Linked DNA regions of Homo sapiens: region 2 is linked to region 1. Evidence: chromatin loops called from intact Hi-C (ENCODE). Cell type or tissue: mammary epithelial cell. All regions are shown on one strand.

The links. Hi-C counts contacts between places; a loop is a spot of excess contacts. Peaks named below come from ENCODE experiments on the same cell type or tissue, not always from the same donor. Only the 100,000 strongest peaks of a DNase experiment are listed, where the experiment ranks them.
Region 2: it touches region 1 in a loop (17-fold over the local background); 9 of 110 quality-filtered maps call a loop at or near these places.

The regions. Positions count from the first base shown.
Region 1 is chrX:10,632,331-10,640,330 of GRCh38, forward strand. It overlaps a transcript of MID1 not described here. Among named protein-coding and RNA genes, the nearest start is that of MID1, 16 kb to the left of the region's middle. RefSeq lists an enhancer at 1,838-3,037. In mammary epithelial cell, a CTCF peak has its summit at 4,220 (motif pointing left); DNase peaks (open chromatin) are centred at 1,641 and 2,541; H3K27ac peaks cover 4,117 bases.
Region 2 is chrX:10,251,632-10,259,631 of GRCh38, forward strand. No RefSeq gene overlaps it. Among named protein-coding and RNA genes, the nearest start is that of CLCN4, 99 kb to the left of the region's middle. In mammary epithelial cell, a CTCF peak has its summit at 3,290 (motif pointing right); no DNase peak of the experiment used is centred here.

The DNA of each region.
Region 1 (8,000 bases):
TCCCTTATTTGTACAATGGAACCATTAGTTGCTTTGGCTGCCCATTGAAATCACCTGGAAGAGATTTAAAAGATACGGGTGCCTGAGTCCCACCCCCAGAAAGTCTGATTTAATTGACCTGGGCTGGGCCTTGGAGCAGAGTTTTTAAAAGCTACCTTAGGGAATTTTGATGAGTAGCCAAGGTTGAGAACCACAGGTCTAGATCAGTGGTTCTCAAATTGGAGTGGGCATCAGAATCCCCTAGAGGGCTTGTTAAAACACAGGTTACAGGGCCCCACCCCAGAGTTTCTGATTCAGCAGTCTGGGGTGGGGCCTAGAAATTTGCATTTCTGACAAGTTCCCAGGTAGGGCCGATGCTGTTGGTTTTGGAAATGCTTCTGTATATCAGGGGTTGGCAAACTCAGGTACTCCAGCCCAAGCCTGCCCACCACCTGTTTTTGTATGGTCCATGAGTTAAGAATTTTTTTTTTAACATTTTCAAATAGTTGAAAGAATCAAAAGAATTATATTTCATGACATATGAAAAGTATGTGAAATTAAAATTTCAGTGCCCATAGATAAAGTTTTATTGGAATGCAGCCATGCCCATTCAGTCTACCATTAGACCAAGTGTGGGACCTCATGTAACTGCACAGGTTGTATGCCCAAGAAGCTGGCTCTGACTGACATTGACTAATTTAAGCTCCAAGCTTGATGTGTTTACCTCCTGAAGGGGATCAGAATATGCCAACCCCAAATATGCCTCTTTGGCATAATAATTATTTTGAGCTAAAGTCAAATGAAAATCAACAGCTGTCGGAAGAGTTCTCTGCCCTCCCTCTATCTGCCTAAAAGCAGAACATACATTTCCCTTTGAAGAAGGTGCCCCCTGTACCAGAGAGAGAAGAATGACTTTTATCATAGAAGATGGGGAGTTGATACCAAGAAGAGTTTGTATAAATAGACCTTAGTCCTTATTGTTCATTAGTTCCCCTATATATTTCCTAGTCATTTTCCCATAATTTATTATCCCTTGAAGCCCAAACCCTCTTTCCTTTGTTAAAAGGGTATGTTAAAAGCCCCTGAGTCTAGCTGCTTCTTTGTGTTTTGCTCCTTTTGTGTGAACTCTTGTGTATGTACTTTTTTTTCTTTTTTTGAGACAAGGTCTCTCTCTGTTGCCCAGGCTAGAGTGCAGTGATGTGATTATGGCTCACTGCAGCCTCAATCAACCTCCCAGGCCCAAGCAATCCTCCTACCTCAGCCTCCAGAGTAGCTGAGACTACAGGTGCACACCACCATGCCTGGCTAATTTTTAAATTTTTTTTGTAGAGGCAGGGTCTCCCTATGCTGCTCAGGCTGGTCTCAAACTCCTGGGCTCAGGCAATCCTCCCGCCTTGGCCTCCCAAAGTGCTGGAATTACAGGCTAGAGCTTCCAAACACAGCCTTGTACATGTAAATATTGATTAAAATTGTGTGCCTTTTCTCCTGTTAATCTATCTTTTGTTAGTTTAGTTTGCAGGCCCCCAGGGATTGAACAGAAGAAGGTAGATGAAAAGATTTCCTCCCCAATACTCGTTGCCTAAGAAATGTGAGACATTGTTATTTGCAGGCTCTTCACCTCACTGTTAGTCATCCCCCATTTCCCCCTCCCCTACAGCCCACATCACATGACATAACTGCACGAAAGGCCACTCCATTAGACAGAGAGAAAGTCTCTTGGAAACAGGATGACTTAAGTCAGATGACCTCACAATAGAAGGATTGTGGGTTATTACAAGACCCTGTGCCCTTTCTGGTAACAAATATCCATGAAAGGACCATCAAAGATGCATATAGAGCAAAAATTGCAGAATAATACCTATGTGTATGCTAAAAGAAAATGCTAAGAAAAAAAATGATAGGCATGCTGTGGGCAGGAAGAACAGGATGGTTGATATTTATTTCTAAATATCTGAAACCCAAAGTTATTCCATGGTATTTTAATAAAAGTCCCATATGTAAGAATCTTTTGGTAATAAGAAAGATATGAAAACACATTTTACTGGAAATAAGCATATAAGTTGTAAAGTTTTTAAAAAGCCCCTTCTCCTGAACCATGCCTCTAGTTAAATTTAAATCCAAGTAATATCATCCAGTTAACTAATATGGTTTTATCTCTGATTCTCTGGAAAGATGTGTATCCTTCCTGGTAACTATTCCCTTAACAAAGAGGTTGCTATGGATACATTTTTTTTTTTTTAAATTGAGTGCTGGCATTTTAAAGCCTGTGCAATTTAGTGCACTATATCTGGCCAGAGGGTTATACTAATTTAAGTGCCTGTATTTAATGCTAGCAATTTTTATCTTAATACACTTGCTTCATGCATTTGACGTGCCGTGTTCAAGAGCGTAAGAGATGGTGTGGGTGTTCTTTAAGGAAAAGCAAGTAAGACGAATATCGTACAACCCACCTAACTGCAATTGAATCAGTGGATGCTTCACTCGCCTGGAATTCGTCTGTTCTTGGTGTGTTTAATAATGAGTCATGCGATACATTTGCAAGGCAATGGGGCCACCTCCCAGGGCCTGGGGCCACGTTATGATTTTCTGCGCCTGAGTCCCCCGTCTTTGTTCAGACAGGTTGCTAATGCATCCCGCGAAGCTGACCTAATGCTACTTCAGTGGGTCTATTTTTCTTCTGTGGCTCAGCTCGAATGTGATATTCAGGAAGTCGACTGTCAGGCATGCAAATTGAGAGAAAAATATGCCACATTAAATCATGATGGTTTAATAAGGTATTACTCATGGGCAAATGGCTTCTGGTACTCTCCTTAGTAGGGGCAAGTTGAAAAGCATAACCTGCCCCAGAGAAGAGATCTAGCAATTTCATTGTCATTCCATCTTTGTCAAGGCATTTGGTGAAATATGCTCCAGTTGACATACTGTAGCTGCCAGTATTCTACCTGAAAATATAAACCCACATGTATCCTACTTTAGTCACCAATATTAAGAATCTTTACCATTATGATTACACTTGAGGTGAAATACCAAACATTTCAAATGCTTCTAATGATAGTTCCACTCTATGAATATGATACCACTTAGGAATGTTTCATGGTATCTCAAGAATTCCTTTTCAGAGCAAAAGGAAATCTTTACATTTCCATCTTTTACTGCAAATAGAAATTAATAAAATAAGTATTCATTTTCCTTGCAACTCAATTGATTTTTCTGTAATCTGTAGAAAATGAGCATGTTTTCTATATGCCTTCTATAAGAATGCATACATTTAAATTATACCTTTTCCAATCAGACATGGAATTTTACTAAGAAAAAAAAAGAATAAGTCTAGAATGAAAGAATTGTCATGCTGAAATTCTCCAGGTCATTTACACATTGATTACTTTGTCTGCTGCAAAACTATTAATTTAGTATTTGCCATGGCTTTAGAACTTAAGTTCTTTACATAGTAACTTACTTTCATAAATATGGAAGTATAATAATTAGGGTGGTGTATGTAACAATAACATAAAAACACTTATTTTTGACAGGCTGGTCATTGTCTGTCACAGTCATGTCTTCACTCGTGAAGATTGAAAGCAATGTCACATGAAGAAACTGGTTTCATTCTTCAGTTAACAATTTAAATCAGTGCTTAGTTGTCCCAGACTACAAAATATGTTAGAGGCAACAAAACCATTTTTAATCCTTCTTACCTAACTATAGATATTCCATTTAATTTTGGATTTGCTTTGTTAGATAGAGAGAAAGGAGAAAGGCAAAGATTTAAAAACATAAAACAGAGGGAACAGCATGAAAGCAACTATAAAATGCTGGCAAAATCTGGAAGAATAGAAACCATGTGGAAGTAAGTATTGTGGAATAAAGATTTAAAACCCTTCAGAAATGTTCTTTGAAAATCCAGCAACACAGAGGGGAAAAATGAAGAAAAATTAGCCAGTGCCAGTAAGAAAGCACTTTCTCTTTCCACCCTGACCAATTTTCTTTTATTTAAAAGAAACAGAACAAGATTAAGAGTTTAAAAATAGAGAGGAGGGCAAAACAGTAATCTGTAGTTTTTTTCTTCTTTCAGCTGTTCCTCTTTAACTATAATTAATCATCTTCTCCAAACAGCAGACCTCCAGGGAACTGCATTGAGGAAGGAAAATTCAAAGCAATGGAAACAAAATCAGTCCTTACAGGTTTCACCGTTGGGATTTGGACCCGGAGTGAAAAGAGGATAATGGTCTCAGAGCAGCCTCTGGTGGCTGAATGTCAAAAGCTCAAGAAGTCAGAGGCCACCTTACTAGTGTTCTCTTGACCTCCACTCTCCACGGTCTTAAGATTTTGTGCAAAGGAAGTTACTATTTAAATGACTTCAAGGCACTAGTTCAGAATTGATTAGGTTGGAATTGAAGTGAATTCATCAGTTTCAAGGGCAATCACAGATGGACTATGGATTTGATGCTGACAAACTGGGCCATTCCAACAATGGGGATATATATATATATATATATATATATATATATACACCACTGGTGACTGACACCTGAAATTCTAATTTTTAAGCAATCTGAATATTTTGATTCTTAAAACGCTGTGTGTGTGTGTGTGTGTGTGTGTGCATGTGTGCACAGAGATCTGTCCATCAGAAGCATTTGGGGTGCATTTTCTTGTCACAGCTTTCCCAGCTGTACAACATCTGTTTAGGACAGAGGCCTATACATTCCATCTGGTATGTTCCCCATTGAACCATCTCATCTGGGAAGTTTCCAAGGGGCCCTTTTCAAAATCTTGAGTCTTATAATCTAACTTGTATCAAATATCATGTCCAAAAGAGTGCTGCAATCTTCAGCTCCCTTTCTATGAGCATATCACATTTACACATCAGGTTAGAATGTTTTGTTCAAAAACAGATATTCTGTGTTCACCAAAAAAAACTTGAAGGTTTCAAACACAGTGAGGGTAAGTTTGTGAATACTCAAACACATATTTTAAATTGGTTTCAATAGGAGTCTGCTTTATGTATTTTTTTTTTTAGTAATTAACCAGCAGTTCTCTGGGCCTGCCAGAGGTGATGGAATTTTGTTAGGACCACATGGACCCTACAAAAGATCTATGGTATCAGGAGTTCAAGACCAGCCTGACCAACATGGTGAAACTCCATCTCTACTAAAAATACAAAAATTAGCCAGGCATGGTGGTGCACGCCTGTAATCCCAGCTACTCAGGAAGCTGAGGCAGGACAATCGCTTGAACCCAGGAGGCAGAGGTTGGAGTGAGCCGAGATTGCACCACTGTACTCCAGCCTGGGTGACAGAGCAAGACTCCATCTAAAAAAAAAAAAAAGAAAGAAAGAAAGACCTATGATAACTTGTGTGTACAATGTTGAATTTATAGAGCCCACTTCTTATTCACAAGGAAGTATCCTGGTTCAATCAAATATCAACATTAGAATTATCTGGGCTCCTAATTAATGCCTGAAAAAGAGACAGCAGCTATTTGGAAGTACAAGGAATTAATAGTAATGTACAGATGAACTTCTTAGTCTGGACAAATGTGCCACCATTAGGTAAGATGTTCATAACAGGGGAGGCTGGGGGAAAGGCATGCAGGAACTCTCTGTACTACCTTTGCAACTTTCTGTAAATCTTAAAATGTTCCAAAATCAAGAGTTTCTTTTTTAAAAAAAGTACAGAGAGTAATGTCGGCAAATACACTCGGGAAGTGGGAAAAGATGGACAAAGTTCTCTGGCAGAAGAAAAGTTTAATAACAGTAGGATATTGGCCTTGTCATCCAAGATGGCTGAATAGGAACAGCTCCAGTCTGCAGCTCCCAGCATATTCCAACTGAGGTACCAGGTTCATCTCATTGGGGCTTGTCAGACAGTGGGTGCAGCCCACAGAGCAGGGCAGGGCGTTGCCTCACCTGGGAAGCACAAGGGGTTGGGGAATTCCCTTTCCTAGAAAAGGGAAGCCGTGACAGACAGCAACTGGAAAATCGGGACACTCCCACCCTAATACTGTGCTTTTCCAATGGCCTTAGCAAACGGCACACCAGGAGATTATATCCTGCGCATGGCTCGGAGGGTCCCACACCCACAGAGCCTGGCTCACTGCTAGCACAGCAATCTGAGATCGAACTGCAAGGTGGCAGCGAGGTGGAGGGAGGGGCGTCCGCCATTGCTGAGGCTTGAGAAGGTGAACAAAGCTGCCAGGAAGCTCAAACTGGGTGGAGCCCACTGCAGCTCAAGGAGGCCTGCCTGCCTCTGTAGACTCCACCTCTGGGGTCAGGGCATAGCTGAACAAAAGGCAGCAGAAACTTCTGCAGACTTAAATGTCCCTGTCTGACAGCTTTGAAGAGAGTAGTGCTTCTCCCAGCATGGAGTTTGAGATCTGAGAACAGACAGACTGCCTCCTCAAGTGGGTCCCTGACCCCCAAGTAGCCTAACTGGGAGACACATCCCAGTAAGGGCCAACTGACACCTCATACAGCTGGGTGCCCCTCTGAGATGAAGCTTCCAGAGGAAGGATCAGATAGCAAAATTTGCTGTTCTGCAACATTTGCTGTTCTGCAGCCTCTGCTGGTGATACCCAGGCAAACAGGGCCTGGAGTGGACCTCCAGCAAACTCCAGCAGACCTGCAGCTGAGAGTCATGACTGTTAGAAGGAAAACTAACAAAGAGAAAGGACATTCACACCAAAACCCCATCTGTACATCACCATCATCAAAGACCAAAGGTAGATAAAACCACAAAGATGGGGAGAAACCAGAGCAGAAAAGCTGAAAATTCTAAAAACCAGCACACGTCTTCTCCTCCAAAGGAACGCAGGTCCTTGCCAGCAATGGAACAAAGCTGGACAGAGAATGACTTTGACGAGTTGAGAGAAGAAGGCTTCAGGTGATCAGTAATAACAAACTTCTCCGAGCTAAAGGAGGATGTTTGAACCCATCACAAAGAAGCTAAAAACCTTGCAAAAAGATGAGATGAATGGCTAACTAGAATAAACAGTGTAGAGAAGTCCTTAAATGACCTGACTGAGCTGAAAACCATGGCATGAGAACTACGTGATGCACGCACAAGCTTCAGTAGCCAATTTGATCAAGTGGAAGAAAGGGTATCAGTGATTGAAGATCAAATGAGTGAAATGAAGCGAAAAGAGAACTTTAGAGAAAAAAGAGTAAAAAGAAATGAACAAAGCCTCCAAGAATTATGGCACTATGTGAAAAGACCAAATCTACGTCGGATTGGTGTGCCTGAAAGTGACGGGGAGAATGGAACCAAGTTGGAAAACACTCTTCAGGATATTATCCAGGAGAACCTCCCCAACCTAGTGAGGCAGGCCAACATTCAAATTCAGGAAATACAGAGAATGCCACAAAGATACTCCTTGAGAAGAGCAATTCCAAGACACATAATTGTCAGATTCACCATGGTCGAAATGAAGGAAAAAAATGTTAAGGGCAGCCAGAGAGAAAGGTCGGGTTACCCACAAAGGGAAGCCCATCAGACTAACAGCTGATCTGTCGGCAGAAACTCTACAAGCCAGAAGGGAGTGAGGGCCAATATTCAACATTCTTGAAGAAAAGAATTTTCAACCCAGAATTTCATATCCAGCCAAACTAAGCTTCATAAGTGAAGGAGAAATAAAATCCTTTACAGACAAGCAAATGCTGAGAGATTTTGTCACCACCAGGCCTGCCTTACAAGAGCTCCTGAAGGAAGCACTAAACATGGAGAGGAACAACAGGTACCAGCCACAGCAAAAACATGCCAAATTGTAAAGACCATCAGTGCTAGGAAGAAACTGCATCAACTAACGAGCAAAATAACCAGCTAATATCATTATGACAGGATCAAATTCACACATAACAATATTAACTTTAAATGTAAATGAGCTAAATGCTCCAATTAAAAGACACAGACTGGCAAATTGGATAAAGAGTCAAGACCCATCAGTGTGCTGTATTCAGGAGACCCATCTCATGTGCAGAGACACACATAGGCTCAAAATAAAGGGATGGAAGAAGACCTACCAAG
Region 2 (8,000 bases), 380 kb before region 1:
TTTTCTAGATATACAATCATGTCATCTGCAAACAGGGACAATTTGACTTCCTCTTTTCCTAATTGAATACCCTCTATTTCCTTCTCCTGCCTGACTGCCCTGGCCAGAACTTCCAACACTATGTTGAATAGGAGTGGTGAGAGAGGGCATCCCTGTCTTGTGTCAGTTTTCAAAGGGAATGCTTCCAGTTTCTGCCCATTCAGTATGATATTGGCTGTGGGTTTGTCATAGATAGCTCTTATTACTTTGAGATACGTCCCATCAATACCTAATTTATTGAGAGTTTTTAGCATGAAGGGTTGTTGAATTTTGTCAAAGGCCTTTTCTGCATCTATTGAGATAATCATGTGGTTTTTGTCATTGGTTCTGTTTATATGCTGGATTACATTTATTGATTTGCGTTTGTTGAACCAGCCTTGCATCCCAGGGATGAAGCCCACTTGATCATAGTGGATAAGCTTTTTGATGTGCTGCTGGATTCGGTTTGCCAGTATTTTATTGAGGATTTTTGCATCGATGTTCATCAAGGATATTGGTCTAAAATTCTCTTTTTTTGTTGTGTCTCTGCCAGGCTTTGGTATCAGGATGATGCTGGCCTCATAAAATGAGTTAGGGAGGATTCCCTCTTTTTCTGTTGATTGGAATAGTTTCAGAGGGAATGGTACCAGCTCCTCTTTGTACGTCTGGTAGAATTCGGCTGTGAATCCATCTGGTCCTGGACTTCTTTTGGTTGGTAAGCTATTAATTATTGCCTCAATTTCAGAGCCTGTTATTGGTCTATTCAGAGATTCAACTTCTTCCTGGTTTAGTCTTGGGAGGATGTATGTGTCGAGGAATTTATCCATTTCTTCTAGGTTTTCTAGTTTATTTGCATAGAGGTGTTTATAGTATTCTCTGATGGTAGTTTGTATTTCTGTGGCATCAGTGGTGATATCCCCTTTATCATTTTTAATTGTGTCTATTTGATTCTTCTCTCTTTTCTTCTTTATTAGTCTTGCTAGTGGCCTATCAGTTTTGTTGATCTTTTCAAAAACACCTTTGTTTTTAACTCATAAGATCCATTCAGACTTCTGCCTTCTGGAACTATGAGATAATAAATCTTTGATGTTTTAAGCCGCTAAATTTGTGGTAATTTGTTACAGCAGTGATACGAAACTAATACAACCACTATTCACATTTTTAAAAATTACATATTTTTGACTTGTGTTTTGGAGATCCAATGTCATTGTGATGTTTAGCTGTCCTTTTTGCTTTCAGAAATCAGCTTTGTGGACTACTGTAACCAAATCAAGGTCAGAGTTGGCTACTCTCTGAGGCTTTCTGTCATGAATCTGCTGGCGGCCTCTCAGGGCAGAGACCCTGACCTCGCATGTAGGTAGGTTATCTATTGCTGGGAGTGAGATCTGTGTTGATGGCATTTGCTGACTGTAGTTCAGTTATTTCTGGATTAACTTCTGCTTTTGATTACCCACACTATTTTTTTGTGTGGATAATCCTTTATCCAAATAATCAAAAATTCAATGCCCAAACATGCTCCATTTTGGGGCACTTGGAATCCAAAGGTTTTGTAGCTCTGCTCCTCTGGTAGTGCCTTCAAAGCATAAATCTTTAATGTTCTCACTAGATTGGTTGGCTAATTCATGAATGTTCTTCATTCTGGGTAATAAGAGCAAATATTTCCTGAACACTTTACTATGCCAGTCAAACTCTAGGCTGAGCCTGTTTGATGTTCATTACATTTTGAATACTCACTCTAAGCTGAGCACACCATGGCTACCCCCATTTTACAGATGAGAACATGAGGGCTGGAAAGGTTTTGTGGCTTGAGCATGCTCACACAGCTAGTGCAAGGCAGAGCTCTGCTCTGAAGCCAGGCAGCCTGATTCTCAAGCTCACACTTCTACCCAGCAACAGCACTGCTACACTCTTTTTGGAAGTGGCCCAAGTTCACTTCCAGAAACAGAGGTAAAGTTAACATCTTGCTTTAACTGGTAGTGGAAGAGGCCAAGAGTCAGGAGGCAGAAGCAATGCCTTTGTTGCACTTTCTCCGTGGCACACGCTTGTGTGACAGGAGGGACTCCCAGTGCGTGTGATGGTCACTAGTTTCTATTTCTAGGACATTGGTCTCACCTCCTACCTCACAAAAAAGTGAAGACAATCATTCTCTTAATGTTTTGTGATCAAAATGGATTAAAAAGGGTTCCTGCTGTGTCTAGTGGTGGTTTACAGAGAATGTCTGTGTCAACAAAATGTCTGCATCAACAAAAAAGAAAGTTCCTAGTCGTTTCTGCATTTCATCTCCCTCAGTTTGGTTGCATTTCCCATTTGCCTCACACGTCAATGGTATTCACCTACTGTTCAATTTGTAGGATGGCTGGGCAGCCTTCACAGAGCTCCAGAATTCCTTCCTTTCAGATTGGAGGGCATAGTGCTCACACAGTGGTTCTCAATCAGGAGCGATTTTGTTCCTCGGGGGACATTTGGCAATATCTGGAGACATTTTTGATTGTCACAACTGGGGTAGGACGCGACTGGTATCTAGTAGGTTGTATTCGTTTCCTGATGTTGTATGTATCAAACTACCACAAACTTGGTGGCTTAAAATAACAGAAATTTATTATCTCACAATTCTGGAGGCCAGAAATCTGAAAAGAAGATATCAGCAGGGTTGGTCCCTTCTGGAGACTCTGAGGGAGAATCCTTTCTGTGCCTCTCTCCTAGGTCTGGCTGGTCACTCGCGGTCATTGACATTCCATGGCTTATAGCAGCAGCACTCCAGTCTCTGTCTCTGACTTCACACGGCCTTCCCCTCTGTGTCTTTGCATCTCAAATCATCCTCTCATTTCTCTCACATGGACACCTGTCATTGGATTTAGGACCCACCCTAAATCCAGCATAATCTCATCCTGAGGTCCTTAACTTGATGACGTCTGCAAAGACATGCTATTTCCAAATAAGGTTACATTCACAGGTACTGGGGTTTAGGTCTTGGACGTATCTTTTCAGAGGACGCTATTCAGTCTGCTACATGAGTAGAGGCCAGGGAGGCTGAGATACATCTGACAGCACAGGACAGCCCTCTCACAAAGAGGCTGAGAAACTCTGCTCGAGTGAGAAATTTGATTGCCACAGAGAATACCTTTCCCTGTACTTCAAGCCCTTCAGCCAGCTGTGGTGTGCAGTGTGACCCAGTGCGGGCAATGCAGTCAGATGCCAGCTATTACCTCCTTTTTTTTTTCAAGTGTGAACAATCATTTCCAATGATTGGAGGCCATTTGTGCCCAGTAGGTGGCATTCAAATACCCCACATAACCAAGCCTGGTGTGCAGATGACACAACAGGTAAGAAATGAATGCAACTTGCAGAAGTTTGTGGATTCAGTTATGTAAATCTATAGTTTGCATCTTTCTCTTAAATGCATGTTACGAACCTCTGATTTCCCAACATAGGCCCTCAGGGCTTTCTCCTTCTCCAGCCTCCTCCTCACCTTAATGATTACTCTATTTGGATCCAGTGTTTTATGGGAATTTATACCAGGGGTCCTGAACTTTTCCTGCAAAGAGCCAGATAGTAAATATTTCGGGTTTTGCAGGCCAAAAGGCAAAACTGAGAATACCATGTGAATTCTGAGATAACGAGAGAGAAGTCCTGTGGCTCCCTGCCCCATTTGATTAGGGTGGCTGGTCCTGGATGGCAGGCAGCTTTCTGCCCAGGTGCCATCTACTGCAGACTTTCTCTAGGGGAAAAGTGACCGCCCTTTGAATCTGAACCATAGGCTCTGGGAGGAAGGGGGAGGGCCTGGATCTGGGGAAGGATCGCTACCATGATCTGTTTCGCTCTCTGCCCTGGTGACATTCTGGTGCACCCTTCTCTCCTTTTGGAGAACTGGGCCATCTGAACTTGGGCAGTTGACTGAAGGGTCCTGGACTGCTTGAAGCCCAGCAGTCGCCCACAGCAGAGACCTCACTGTGTAGGCGGTGTCCAGTGTGGGCCCTGATCAGTGCCACTGGCCTGGGAGGCAGGTTGTGGGAACAGAGGGGGAAATAGGGGGCAGAGGGTGATGCTCTGGCTGGTCTCCCCACTAACAGTGGCAGCTTGCTCCAGCAAGGTCTGTGGGCCACACAAACCCAGGTGGTGGGATGGATTTGGCCCACGGGCCATAATTTGCCAGCCTCTGGTTTGATTGTATGGCAGATACTCAATTAGTCCTTTTCAGCTTGAGAAACTGTGTATAACTCATTTGCAAATGTTGCAAATGAGTTGAAATGATGTTGAAAGCAGTAAGAACCATTTGACACCTCTGTGCTAAGCTAGTCCATAGGTTTTTTTTTTTTTTAATTTACCGATTAATACGTCAAGGCTTAGAAAAATGGGCACTGCCAAGCTTCTCTTTGCAAATTAACATGCGGACCAAAGAGATATCCAGGATCAGGGAGCTGAAACGAATGTTTTTGCCCTTTGCATCTTGAAGTTTAGCTCCTCTACTCCTCCACACCCCCAACCATCTTACTGGAGTACACAGTCCTGCAAAATGCAAGCACCAGGGATCCGATTCTATTTATTCTTGTGATACATAGTTCAGTTTTGGCAAACTAATGTTTTGGGAACAGTGACCAATGAATTTGTCTTGTCTTTTATGATATAATCTTCAAAGACAAATATTAGAAGCAGTATGTTTAGAAAGAATTAGAAGAGCAGTGAACTCCAACATCCAAAGTTTCAAATGTCGTGACTGTGTGCTGCCTATGCTAACTGTCTGGCATTTGCAATATGGATGCTTTGCTTAAGACAAAATGCTTTCCTAGTCAAAGCCCCAGAAAATTGTCTGCTATCACAGTATTGACTGCTGTCTGTCAGCAAGTATTTTTTCCTTGCTTAGAAACTTCATCAAAATGCCTTCTCAAAAATCAGCTGTCACCTCCCCTTCTATTCAGCTAACCTCACACTGTATCCTCCTTGGGATGCACACTTACTAATCCTCTTGAAGCCAAGTTAGACCAGGTTTGTGGGACGTCAGCTCTTGCCCTCTCCCTTTGGAAATCCCTCCTGATGCAATTTGAGCTGAAGACATTTCCAGAGTCCTTCATTGTGTGCAAATTCCAAATGAAATAGATTTCAGGTCTGTCACTCTGCCATGGAAGTAATCAATAGCCACCAGAAACGGATATTTTTAATGAAGAAATGGAAAATCTAGGATAACAAATGAGAGATTTGAGTCTAGGAGAGGGCAGAAAATGAGTTTTAGGCTCCGAAACCATGTTCCTGCCTCAGTCAAAAATAGCCTTTAGTGATCTGATTGGCACTGACAAAAGAGCTATCTCAGAGGGAAGATGCATGCCTATCTTGTGGCTGAAGATGCTGAAATGGCTCACTTGTACCTCCAGATCCAGATTCTTGCCAATGCCCAGACAGATGGGGGTCCCTGTGTGAGGAAAGGAGCACTCAGTGTGGGTCCTGCTACCTCCTGAATCCTTTTCCACCTTCTGTGGCACCTGCTATTTTGCTGCTGAGGTTTCTTCTGGGCCTATATGACATGCCCGTAATTTTGAGGTAAGTGACAATGAGCATTGCCCTCCTCCTACCCATAAATATGGGCTTGCAGGGCTCCAGCCTTGGCCTTCTCATCTGTACAAGCTCTGTCTGCTACCTTAGCCAGGGTCTTGGTTTTGACCATCCCTCCCCAGTCTCTGACCTTGGTCTATCTCCAGAACTCCAGATTGGCTTCTTTAACTTCCTGTTTGGATGCAGCTGAAGATCCCTCAGGCACTTCAAACTCAGTGTGCCATTTACAAGAGACACACTTTAGATTCAAAGCCACCGAAAGGTTGAAAGATTTCATATCTGGAGGCGATTTGGCATCTCCAGGGAGATTTGGCATCCCCATACCTGTGGGATGAGATGGATGAGGAGGAGTCAATTATGATACTTCATCTTACTAGAGCTAACTGGGAGGGTAGAGGGATGTTGGAAAGGTAGAAGTGGTGGTGGACCGTCATGGAGGTATGATGGTGACTTAGAAGAGGAAAATGGAGTTGTGTTGATAAGTTCTTTTTTGGTTGCAAATCACAAAGACTTAAATTAGCTTAAACACACACACACACACACTCCAAACCACCCCTCCCCCCACACACACACCAAAGGAAAAAAAAACTTTATAACTTTGTTGGCTCAAGGAACTGGGAAGTCCAAAGAAGTAGTTTGAAGAACAGCTGGATCCAGGTATTCAAACAGTGCTGTCATAGACTGGGTTCCCCCATCAAGGAGGCTGAGACAAAGGCTCGTGTGAGGGTAGTTTATTTGGGAGCAGCACGGGAAAGGGAATGCAAGAGACCTAAGAGAAGGATGCAAAAATGAGTTGGCTGGCACCATGGGAAACTGGAGCTCAACGCCATATGGGATCTTCAGGAGAGCCTTATAGAACCCATCTCAGGACTGCCCTTCTTGGTGACAAAGGGGGAAGCATTTATTCATCAGCTCTGTCCCTCATTCATCAAGTGTGGCCCCCTGGGTATTGGCACCCCTCATATGGATGGGTTGCACAGGTGAGTGCTGAGCCAGTTCAACAGGTGTCTTATGAGAGAGAAGCTACAGAGTAGAAAATGAACTCATTGCAGTCTCAGAGGAGTCTCAGGGTGGAAAACATTGTCAGGTTGCACCTGCATGAGGCTGGTCAAAGCCTACATGGAACTGGTGTCAGTAGCAGTTGGTGGAGTCAGGGCAGAGGCCAAGAGGATTTGAAGTGGCCCATAGGTGTCTTATCCGTAACCAGCAGGTCTCTATTTTCTTGTCTCTTGTTCCATCTCTTGATTCTGCTTGCCTCAGCCTGATTCTTAGAAAGGTATATCCACATGGTGACAAGACATCCCCAAGAAGCTCCAAGTTATATGGTCCTTAGAGTTACTGCAGAGAAAGAGACCTTGGCCACCCCATGCCTAATGTTCAAAATTGATTTGGATTGACCTATCCTGGGGTATGTGCTCAGTCTGTGGGAAAGAAAGGGGGTCTTAACTCCTTGCCCTGTTAGAATTACATGAATTTGAGAGTGGAGCTACTTCCCAGTGGAAGGGTGGCTGGTCACGGCAGATGTGAAGATATGATGCTTAGATCCTTTCTCAAGCTTCAAGAAAAAATCTTGCTGCTAAGCTTTGAGGAGTGTATTTCATTCGCTCTATTAGCTTTAGAGCCAAGGACATGCACTTCTTAGAGCAGTCGCTGGCCAAGGACTGAACAAGACAATAAAGGCTCTAGCCATTTCTGCCCAATGTGAGACTCCTCTAAGGGTAATCTTTACTCTAGAGCTCCCTGTTGGGTTGATGGAGAAGTTGCCAGGTCAACATCACAGTCTGGAAGCTTCCTCTGCCCAATTCTTCCTCAGGTGTTACTCTCCAACATACATGTTGCATTTCTAACTCCATCTCTGTGCGTGCTTCTTGGAGAACCCAGCTGACACACGGGCAGATGAAGAAATAACCAATGTTCTCTCAAGGGATAAGATAACTTGGAAGATGAAGGGAGGAGGAATGAGAAAATCCCAAGTTTTGAGTGGGTACAGCAAAAGGCTTCCAATACCCTCTTCTTTGGCACTTCTCCTCAGAACCACTTCCAAAAATGGCCTATGTACAGCACTGAAAATGGCCCTGGAAGTAAAAGGCAGACCTGGCACTTGAAATCTAGGCCTTCAGGTTTTGATATCCTACCAGCTGCAGGGCTTGCACTGCACTGTTGTAAGACAGTGGGCTGCATATAGACAGGGAGATAAATACAGACAGTACATGCTCTCAGGGCAAACCATGTGTGGGCAAGCCTGCTTCTCCTTGCAGAGGCATTGACTCTGCATAGAACCTCATGTAGAATCACATCGATTCCAAAAACCACTTTCCATACGAGTTGTCTTCTGCCAACAGGCACATGAGGGAAGAGAATGGAGCTCCTTTGTGTGTAGGTTGGCCCTGCTAAGTTGCTGAAATTCAAGGTCTGAGGAAGAGTCAAGAAACATGTTA